Linked DNA regions of Homo sapiens: region 1 is linked to region 2. Evidence: chromatin loops called from intact Hi-C (ENCODE). Cell type or tissue: IMR-90. All regions are shown on one strand. Each heading gives the region's core, and the rest is flanking DNA. Links, peaks and the distances in the headings are about the cores only. Region 1 has its middle 54 kb from the start of WNT2. Region 2 holds the start of WNT2 (Wnt family member 2).

Evidence for each region. Peaks named below come from ENCODE experiments on the same cell type or tissue, not always from the same donor. Only the 100,000 strongest peaks of a DNase experiment are listed, where the experiment ranks them.
Region 1: it touches region 2 in a loop (2.2-fold over the local background); 2 of 110 quality-filtered maps call a loop at or near these places.

Annotation. Positions count from the first base shown.
Region 1 is chr7:117,266,461-117,271,839 of GRCh38, reverse strand. No RefSeq gene overlaps it. Among named protein-coding and RNA genes, the nearest start is that of WNT2, 54 kb to the left of the region's middle. In IMR-90, for the core only: no CTCF peak of the experiment used is centred there; DNase peaks (open chromatin) are centred at 1,269, 1,759 and 2,259; H3K4me3 peaks cover 179 bases; H3K27ac peaks cover 3,366 bases.
Region 2 is chr7:117,321,371-117,326,729 of GRCh38, reverse strand. WNT2 (Wnt family member 2) reads left to right here and starts at 3,672. Exons shown (of 5, transcript NM_003391.3): 1 at 3,672-3,823. The coding sequence starts at 3,741. It overlaps LOC105375467 (a long non-coding RNA gene), which reads right to left. Exons shown (of 2, transcript XR_007060645.1): 2 at 4,498-4,672. RefSeq lists a silencer at 1,944-2,401 and an enhancer at 3,804-4,378. In IMR-90, for the core only: no CTCF peak of the experiment used is centred there; a DNase peak (open chromatin) is centred at 2,349; H3K4me3 peaks cover 1,817 bases; H3K27ac peaks cover 1,036 bases; H3K27me3 peaks cover 2,163 bases.

The DNA of each region.
Region 1 (5,379 bases), core at 280-5,279, 55 kb after region 2:
ACAAGGAGAAACAATAATGTGGTTTTAGAAGCTGGAGGCAGAGTTTTTAGGAATTCTTCAGTTTCACAATACTCTCAGTGGGAAAAACAAAAACAGAAAACCCCAAATCCCCAAGATACATATGCCTGGAAAGGTGGAGGAGTGAGAACAGCAGACATCTGCAGCGAATAATTAAACACTTTTGAGTTGCTCAAGATAGTCAGCAGGGAGAGTAATAATGAGGAGGAGACCCTGCAAAATGAAGAAAGTCTGGGTTTCAAGTGAAGAGAGAGAATTTCAAGTTTAAGGTCAGGATGGGTCTCATTTGCAGTTTGTTCATTGAAACGCCCCTCCTCACTGCCAGTTGCCCCACCACGTGTACCCTTGGTGTGGTCCAGCTGATATTTTAGCAGAGAACAAACTGAAATACTGTCTAATGTGTGCCAGTAAAGGGTGGGAAACGGGGAGCACATGCTGGAGGTAAAATGAAGTAGAGTGCAGAAAAAAAAAACCAACAGTGTGGGTGGTGGACAACAAGATGGGTAACCCTAGGCTGGGCGCAGTGGCTCACGCCTGTAATCCCAGCACTTTCAGAGGACAAGGCAGGCAGATCACTTGATGTCAGAAGTTTGAGACCAGCCTGGCCAACATGGTGAAATCCTGTCTCTACTAAAAATACAAAAATTAACCGGACGTGGTAGCACAAGCCTGTAATCCCAGCTATTCGGGAGGCTGAGACAGAAGAATCACTTGAACCTGGGAGGCAGAGGTTGCAGTGAGCCGAGATTGACCACTGCACTCCAGCTTGGGCAACTGGGGGAGAGTCTGTCTCAAAGAAAAAAAGAAGGGTAACCCCAGCTGGCTGGAGAATCTGGGGCAGTTGACAACTGACAGAAGTAATCAGAAAGCCTGTCTTTGCCATGACAATTCATGGGCGAAACTGAATTTATATTTTATGCTGCCCAACGAAGTAACGATCAGACAAGAACCGCTTGGATGAACAAATAGTTCGTGATCTGTTCCTTCATGGTATTATCTAGTTCTAGATAAGAGCATGATTAAAATCTGATCAACATGATCAATTTAACATGTAGGCTATTTTTGGACCCTTAACTTGATTTTGTAATTTCTGGGTAGTGACTGACCCCGTGAAAGCCCCTGTAATTGAATCATAGGCCCTGGATTTCCCCAGGCAGTTCACCCAGTCCTCTTTTAATAGCATCGTAGGCCTTCCTAAGTTCCACAGACGAGAGGAGTCACATTACTGCCCGTAAACCCAGTTCAAATAATTAAATGACGAAGATGCAACCAGGATTCACTCAGCTGGACTGCTCACACTGGTGACTTAAGCAGAGGCTGGGGAGCGTCACAAACCCATCTGTAAATGTTTAGGTGCTTCAGGTTACAGGTGGAGGTCGCCCACCAGCCGAAGAAATAGCAGGAAAAACAGAAAACAAAATCTGACTCGGTGTCTCCAAAAGTCTACCCACCCATATAATCTTTGGCATCTGCCCCAGGATCATTATTCTCCAATAGTAATGAAGGCTTCATGAAAGGCCTCGAACCCTGAATTGTCATTTTGGAATCGTGCTTAATCAAGACAAATATTCCCAGCCTAAGAGTACAACTAGAAGGAGAAGGGAGTACGGGTTTAATTTTCCTATATATTGCTGTAACTATAAACAATGCCTTATCTTCTCAGCAACTCTCATGAAATAATAAGCACTTGTGTTTTTAAAAGTATTTACACCAGCCCTTGGAGATTTTATTAGAATCATGATTCACAGATGAGAAATTTTCCTCTTCTACAGGATTTAGTAACTGGAGTAAGAATTACTCAGCAGACTGTCTATACAGACAAATGAATTTGAATATTTCCTTTGGCTATTAGCCATTCATTGGCAAATTTCTTTTAATTTTTCTGAACCAACGGAATGAGCAAGTCAAGATGATTCCCCTGATCTATATATTGTAGACAGATAATTAAACAGTTTCTGAAAATTATTATTGTTCTGTCATACAGATATGGGACTTCAACACAGCAGTGAGTTTACATGACACTTCAGGATCCCGAGAGTGAAAATTCCTGGCATCACAGAATGTCACATTTGGAAGGAACTTTGCAGATTATTTATTCCAACCTCCAGATGTTATTCATGGGAAAACAAAAGAAACTTCATGATTCGAACTGTGATATGAGCAAGACACTCTGAATCATCTTCAGGGAAGAACAGTTATTATTCATTCAGTAAGGCTGTATTGAGCATCTCCTATGAGTCAACCACTGTGCTACGTACTGGAAATGTAATGGTGACTAAGACAAACATACACTTGCTCAGAACCTTCTGGAAGGACTAACACCGAACACTTTTCCTTTTACTTGACAAGCACTTTGTAAAGTACTTGGATTGGATTTGGTGCTTAGAACCACCCTTAGATACGGATATTGAGATGAGCCAAGTTTCAGATATGGTAATTTGCTCCAGGTAATAAAAGACTTATAAGCATATAAGAGGCACAGCCTGAACTCAAGTATTTGTCTTCTAACTCTCACTCCAGTGTCCTTTCTAGTATACCAGAGCTCCCTGTGATTAGAACTCAATGAGTATTCATTCGTCCAACTGGCTATTGAAAATGACCAGTTCAATGATCATATTCTCTAAGCAAAAAAGAGGATACATGGATGGCCAAAATATTTCCATGATTTTTATTTAATTTATATGAAATTTAGATAGCAAATCATATGTAGGTACATACTGAACATAACTCTAACGGAAAGTAACTTTGAATTATACACAACAGGCACTTTTCCTTAAAATAAAATAAGCCAGGCACAGTGGCTCACGCCTGTAATCCCAGCACTTTGGGAGGCCAAGGTGGGCAGATCACCTGAGGTCAGGAGTTCAAGACCAGCCTGGGCAACATGGTGAAACACTGTCTCTACTAAAAATACAAAAATTAGCTGGGCATGGTAGCAGGTGCCTGCAATCCCAGCTACTCGAGAGGCTGAGGCAAGAGAATCGCTTGAAACCGGGAGGCAGAAGTTGCAGTGAGCCAAGATGGCACCATTCTACTCTAGCCTAGGCGACAAGAGTGAAACTCAGTCTTAAAAAATAAAATAAAATAGTTTTTAGATTCTTGCAGAAAATCTGAGATTTCTGGTCATGAGAAACCTGCTTTCTCTGTCATGTAGAGAGTCAGTCCCTAGTTGATGATGGTTCTAAAATACTATGTATCAACTTAGACATGGTATGAATCATAATTTAAGAGTTTTCTCCAAGCCTCTGCCTAATGCTTGATTAATCAGATTGAATTAACATGTCAATAATTTAAAAAATATTTTTCATAGTAATCTTGCCCTCTCATTGAAGAAGGAAGAATTTTCTTAGCAACAATGTCTAAGAAATATTTTTCAGACTTGCTTTCAAATGTAACGATGTATTTTAAAATATTTTAAAGGCAAAAACTACATGTAAATATGATATTGGCATCTATTAACGATAAGATTTTTGCTTCCTGTAACATGAAGTATGGGTGTTCTTTCTCTTCATAAAGGAAACTGGGAAGATTTGTACAATACTAGATTATTGGATAATGCTTCTAGAAACAAAAGGTAATCTCTCCCCTTCTGATATGATTTGGCTGTGTCCTCAGCCAAATCTCATCTTGAATTGTAGCTCCCATAATTCCCATGTGTTGTGGGAGGTACCCTGTGGAAGATAATTGAATCATGGGGGGCGGTTTCCCCCATACTGTTCTCATGGTAGTGAATAAGTCTCATGAGATCTGATGGTTTTATAAGGGGTTTCCCTTTTCACTTGGTTCTCATTCTCTTTTGCCTGCCATCATGTAAGACTTGCCTTTTGCCTTCCACCATGCTTATGAGGCCTCCCCAGCCTTGTGGAACTGTAAGTCCATTAAACCTCTTTTTCTTTTGAATTACCCAATCTCGGGTATGTCTTTATCAGCAGAGTGAAAACAGACTAATACACCTTCTAATCTAGAAACAGTCCAGCAGGGATGAACATAGGTTCCTAGCACTGACCTCCAATTGATATCCAGTTGACTGGTCACTTAGTCCAAACTTGTGATTGGGGTTGTTTCTGATGGTGGCCAAATTAATAAAAGGGAAACCTGTTCAGAAAGTAGGGGAACCAAGGACAAGTCCTCACATGAATATCTGAGGAGTGAAGGCAAGTGAGGGAATCTTTGTATAAATGAAATCTTAAACAAGGGGTCAAAGGAGAGGATGGAGAATTTTTATTATAATTATTCTAAAAGTATATGGAATAGATTTACACTCATGTTTATTCATGATGGGGAAAAAAACTGTCCCCAGTTATGCATTTTAATCTGTGAGAAAGCTGTTAAGGAATGTGAGATCATGAAGAAGGCGGTATGTTAAATAAGTAAATAAAATCTAGGGAGTTTAATCCTTCCTAGAATTTGATTCTTTTTTTTAAATCAACTTTTATTGTATTCAAATGATTCATTCTTTTGGAGCAATAAATAGAGTGAGACGATGGCCAAAGGAAATTTTTCTATTCCTTGGACATGTAAGCCTTTTTCCTAATAGCAACTATAGCAGAATCAGACCCCTAGGTAGAATATATTAACACCCATGACAGGGAACAACTCATCTCCAAGTATCATTTTCCTTTCATTGTCCTTGAACAGTGCCTAAAATCCCCATCCTTACTGCTGCTGCCTGGAGTTAAGAATCTATCTTCTGAAAATTTCTTCTAAAATATGTGGATGTTATCCAGCTTTATTCCTTAATTCAACAATTATTTATTCAACAAATATCTGGTACAATTTACAATCTGCCAAACATTTTTCCCTAGTGTTTGGGAAACACCATAGCATAAGATAAATGAAATAAATGAGACATAAATATTTCTGGTAATATGGCATACCAAATATTTCTCAAAAAAGCCCCTGGCTACAAATGCCTAGAAATTTTGCATAAAGTAAAATAAACATCTTTTGAAATGTATAAGTGTACTCTCCCAACCTTCAGTCTCTAATATAGGAAAGCTCCAAAGACCAAAATGAAGAGAAAGCTGAAAATCCAAGTTTCGGTACCCCAATAGAAGTTGACTAATGTTTCTGTTTAGATGTTTGGGTTTTGAAGACCACGTTGGTGTAGGAAATAAAGCTAAAGTCAAACTCTTCAAAGAGCTATGTATTTAATAAAGGAAAAACCTGACCACAACCTCAGGGAATCAGCAAAGAACTAGTCTGTTGTAAAATAGAATTGTAATAGAGAAAATGTGTCCTCTGACCATTTACAGCTGACATGCTCTTCTCACCTTATTCTGATGTTAGAATTTACATAATTTGTATATGCCAGGAATTGTTTAATTAAGAAATCAACCTTTAAATACTTTCTGGATTGAG
Region 2 (5,359 bases), core at 360-5,359:
ATCCCTGACATGCTCAGTGAGGTCTCTCTGCCCTGCTGTGATGGAACTCCAATGTCTCTCAATAATGCACTACATGCAGCAGGTAATCTCTGTTAGGCCCTGCAGAGTTTTGTCATGTCTATATTCAGCTTAGCTGTTGGCCCAGACTGGTGGTGAATCTCCATGTAGACTTGCGGGGGAGTCCCTGTTCCACAGCTACTTATCTTCAGAAATTTCAGCTGCTTCAACAGCCCAAAACTCCAGTCTCTCCCTCCTTAACTGAAACTACTGCCTTGCCTGTATTCTACCTTCCTACATTCTAGAAAAATGTTTTTCTCTTCAGCAGAAAAACCTGGACAATTGTAAGATAGTTGTGGAGCAAAACTAATGTGTTTTCCTTCTCTCAAGGATCACAGCCGTGTGGGGCCTACTGTCCAATACCTGAAAAGGAGAGCTACTCAGGTACTTGCTACTCTCTCATGGCTGGAAGCAAAAAACTTCGGTGCACATTAATTTAAAGGCACACTGAGATTTAAACGATTGATACTATAACTTATCCTTTGGTTAGTGAGTGGCTATCTTAGGAGTCATTGCCTGAGGAAGAAGTCAGTTCAGACTGGAAGACAAATGACTATTTGGTTGAGAAGTAACTCTCCATTTTTAAAGGGTGGAGATGGCTCAGTTGTAAATGAGTTCTCTTACACTGCCCTGGGAGATTAGACAAACAATGGATCTAACTAAGAAAATAGACTGACTCATTTGGCTACAGTGCTATACTGAAGTTAAAAGCAAACTAACATTAAGCTCCAGAAAGAGAATTGGGTTCTGTATACTGTAAATGAATTTTACAGTCAATTCTGAGATTTCTCATTGAAGAAATCAAAAATCAGATGTTTAAATTAATAAATCTAAAGACACTCTGACCCTTTCTTTCCTTACCTCATCATCTGCTATAGCTAGGCTGAAGTCATATGCAATTTACTTCATTATTTATTAACTCTTCTTTAGGATGGTGGTTTTGATTGTAAAAGAAGTAAGGTTTGCTGTAACCTTCTTTCCTCCTAATTTTCTTGAGCATTTCCTAACCATGTCTACTAGCGAACATCTTATCTTCAAAGCGAAGGGGTCCATCGAGAGAATAGGTACAGACAAGGAGGGAGTAAAGGCCTTCTTGGCAGGAAAATAAGTTATACTGGGGCTAAGTAATGGTTCATAAGTGAAAGGGGTGGAGAATGGGAGGGAAATGGAATCACAGATCTGGAAGAGACAAGTCATTGAGTCCAGACGGCCTCTAGACAGGTCAGGAAGGGGTGTTTGGGTGGACCCCTTTTTCACATCTGGATTTAGCTTCACTCGAACATTTTCAGCCTTTTGCCTTTCACCAAAACCAATTTCTTCTCTGTGAGACATGTGGCACTCCTCCTCCTCCTGCCCCAGGATGAAGTCCTCTGGCGTGGATTTAATTAGCTTTTGGGGATGGTCCATTTCTTTTCCAGGAGGTCTGTTTCAGGTTTAGGTCATTCCATTGGCCTCACCATCAACTGAAGGGCAGGTCTCCTGGCCACTCACTAATTCCCTGGGCGGAGAGCAAGGGCCTGTAAGCTGATGGTCACATTCCATGTACTTCTAACACCCCTTAGCTGTGAGGACACGATGTGCTGAGATGGGTGGAACTTGAGTTGGAGTTTTTTAGGTGGTTTCAAATCATAATCTCCATGAGAGAATCATACAACTGTCTACCTTTCCCAACATACACATCCACACTCCTACTTTATTCACGGTAGAAGTGAAATTTTGGCAATGTTTCTGGTTCCTCGGAGCCAACCACCTTTTCTTTCCTAAGTGTCTGGATTTACTTCAAGAAAATGCGGGACAAAGAAGGGTGGAGGTAAGCTTTCGTTTATTCCCCTGCTTCACGGGGGAAGGAGGTTTGTGAGCATAAGCATGTAAGTACATGAGAGGCGTGTTGCTCTTTGGTGCCTATCATACCCTCCCCATGGCCGGCGTGCACACACGGCGAGCAGAAACGCTCCCCCGCCCCGCTGCCTGCCGCCCCACGCGCCCTCCCTGCACCTCCCGCCCGACCGACGCAGACCAAGCAGAACTTCCCTGGGTCGCGGCCCAGCGATACGGAGCGGCCCTGGCGAGGAGCCCTGCTCTTCCCGAGTCGTGGGTGGCGCGGTGCTTGTTTCCCTCCCCTCCCTTTCCGGACCCAAACGGGGATGTATCTGGGTCAGCCTGGGAGGGGCCGGACCTGCCAGGGACCAGCGTGGGGGAAGGGGGTGGCGATGACAGCATCTTTCAGGTTTTTGGCGTCTCTGAGCTTCGCCTCGTCCAGCCTCTCACCGCGCTCGCTGCCGGCGAGGGCTGACGCTCTGGCCAGTCCAGGCCCGAGGGTGGGCTGGAGAGAGGGAGAGCCCGTCCTTCCGATCTGGGCGGCACCCCCTCCCCCACGCCCTGCGAACAATTCGCCTCCCACACATACACACAGGCGCATACTCTATTCCCCAGAGCACGCTCCTCGGGCGGGCAGTGAGTCCCTCCGCCCCAGGAAAAGAGCAATGGAACAGTTCACGGCCGCCACGAGTTCCTGGTCTTCCTTCCTTTCCGGTGATAAACGGCGCGGCTACAAGCCAGCTACTGCTCAAAATGCTCCACCCGCGGGCCCAAGCCCCTCTCTCTTGGCTGGGCGGGGGCCCAGGTCCAGGACCGAGGGTCCCTTAACCTCCACAAGGCGCACAGGCTGAGCGCCCAGGCGGCAGGAGGTGCAAGGGCGCACACCCCCGGCGAACGCCTGGCTGCCTCGGTTCCTCTCTATGTGATCTTTTGCGCTCCGCAGCTCCGGAGAGGAGCTGGGTGTGCGTAAAAACTGCATCTTTCCTGGGTGCTTTGGCAGATACTGCTGGGTTAGGTCCCGAGGGTCATGGACCCTCCAAGTTCCCCTCCCTATGGGCTCTGTATTTAAGCCCAGCACCAAGGAATCAAAGCCAACAGGTCATTTCGCAGAGGCCTGGCCCCTCCCTAACCTTGCCCTGCATAGACGCGGCAGCTCCAAATTTACAAGTGCTAGCTCTTCATCCCAGCTTCAGGGAGAGAAGCGAAGCAATGAGTTGAGAATCATCTCTGGATTCTTGTATCCCATGCATAGTAATCTCCTTATCCCCTGGCCCCCTTCCTCGTTTCCTCACATTGCACGCTCAGGGACTTGTTTGCCAGCGGATGGCCTCGGCAATCCGGAACGCACGCTCCGAGAGCCCACGGATGCTCTTTGGCCTGGAGCTTCCCTAAAGGTTCCTGTATTCGCGTGTGCTCGTAACCATGCAGCGATGTTCCCCCTTCCCCGCCTCACCTCATCCCCAGACATCTCTTGCCATCATTTCATGCACCCGTGTCTAAAACCCCGCGTTTCTCCCCACCCCCGCCAGGCGCAGCACCCCCTCCCTCGGCTGCGCCCGGAGGGGAGCAGAGCGGACGGGGCGCGCGGGAGGCGCGCAGAGCTTTCGGGCTGCAGGCGCTCGCTGCGCCTGGGGAATTGGGCTGTGGGCGAGGCGGTCCGGGCTGGCCTTTATCGCTCGCTGGGCCCATCGTTTGAAACTTTATCAGCGAGTCTCGCCACTCGTCGCAGACGCGAGCGGGGGGCGGGGGCGCGGCGAGGCGCCGGCGGCCGTGACGAGGCGCTCCCGGAGCTGAGCGCTTCTGCTCTGGGCACGCATGGCGCCCGCACACGGAGTCTGACCTGATGCAGACGCAAGGGGGTTAATATGAACGCCCCTCTCGGTGGAATCTGGCTCTGGCTCCCTCTGCTCTTGACCTGGCTCACCCCCGAGGTCAACTCTTCATGGTGGTAAGTCCACGCGCACGGGCGCGGGGGATTTTGGAGATCGGAATGGGGACCGCATTGGCCACATAGACCCTTCCTGGCTGCGTTCCCCCGCGGCCGCAGCAGTCTCGGATTCTGGCCCGAACCCTGGCTACTGCCCTCTTATCGCCCCATGGTGAGCCCCTTCTCTTTTCCCAGAAGATCATTTCAGCTTTGACAACTCCATAAAACCACATTCCCCCTCAAATGAGAGCTCCGATGTTTGGTTTATTTGGATCCAGCTGAGCGACAGCAAAATCAGCCAATTTCTTATCCTGTTGAGAGACGTGCTAGCCTGGTCTCCAGCTCTAGCACAGACGTGTGTGTGTGTGTGTGTGTGTGTGTGTGTGTGTGTAAATTCACCTTGAAAACTACAACCGCCTCCCCCATCCCAGCCCCCACCCCGCCAAAACTGCCTCAAGGTAAATCGACGGGCCAATTCAGCCAGTCAGGAGTTGTAGAACCTAAAGCGTGTGACTTTGTATTATTTCCCGTCCTTCCACATTCCAGGTTCACCCCAGTGGGGCGGAAGAACATTTTGCTGCCTCCAGTTAGAGACTATGGCTTTAATGCAAAGCTACAGACCCCGGGGTCTGTCTCTAAGATGTTACCTTGTTCACAACCGTCCCCGCGAAGAGTAACTTTGCTGCTTTCCTTTGTACGTTGGTCTGCAATTTATTTATTTATTTTTGCATAGTGATGGAATGTTGAACCATACCAGGTCGCTAAAAGTTCCAAAGGCAGATTCCCTCCCCATCTAGAAACCGTTCTCCATCTGCCGACTTTCTGGTCTTGGAAAGAGATAGAGTTGATAGCCCTGTAATTTCCTTGCACCTAAAAGTTTCAGAACAGATATTAAAATATTGATTCAGAGACACCCGTTATCGTGGGCTAATTTTTAAAGAATCTGGTAAGGGGTCTCAGCTAAATTACAGACTAGAGCAGGGAAATTTTTAGGAAGACACTGGAGCTCTTCAAAGGAGCAAGGCAATGCGCTGATGGGAAGAGGGGTTCAATTCCTTCCTAAGCCGGCTTTGAACAGGGAGGCGTTTAGCCTTGACATTGCTGACACAGGATCAAAGATTGATTTATCAGACTGACCATTTTTCAATAAAATGACTATTTCTGTTTCCATGGGTGTATAAACATTATTTATTGCTCAGGCTTTTTGTCACATTGTCTCTCAGCTGTCACTTAAATATATTTTTTGGAAGTCACAGCTGTAACGATTTTATGATCATATAAAATAATGAAAATACAAGAAAAAGACATTCTCCTTGTTTGATCGCTTCAAAAGACACCTATGGCAGCTTGGGTTATATAAAAGGTACCTTTCTAAACATTTCACGACTAATAGAGAACATCTGGGTAGAGATGATGATGTAATTTTTTGTTAAAGTTTCTTTTCAAAAAGTACTTTATGGAGTTATAGCACTGTTTGATTCTTCCAAACATTTAGTGTCCTTAATAACAATAGAAAGAATTTTTTCCAAAGGATCTTTATAAAAGCCAAAAAGAGCT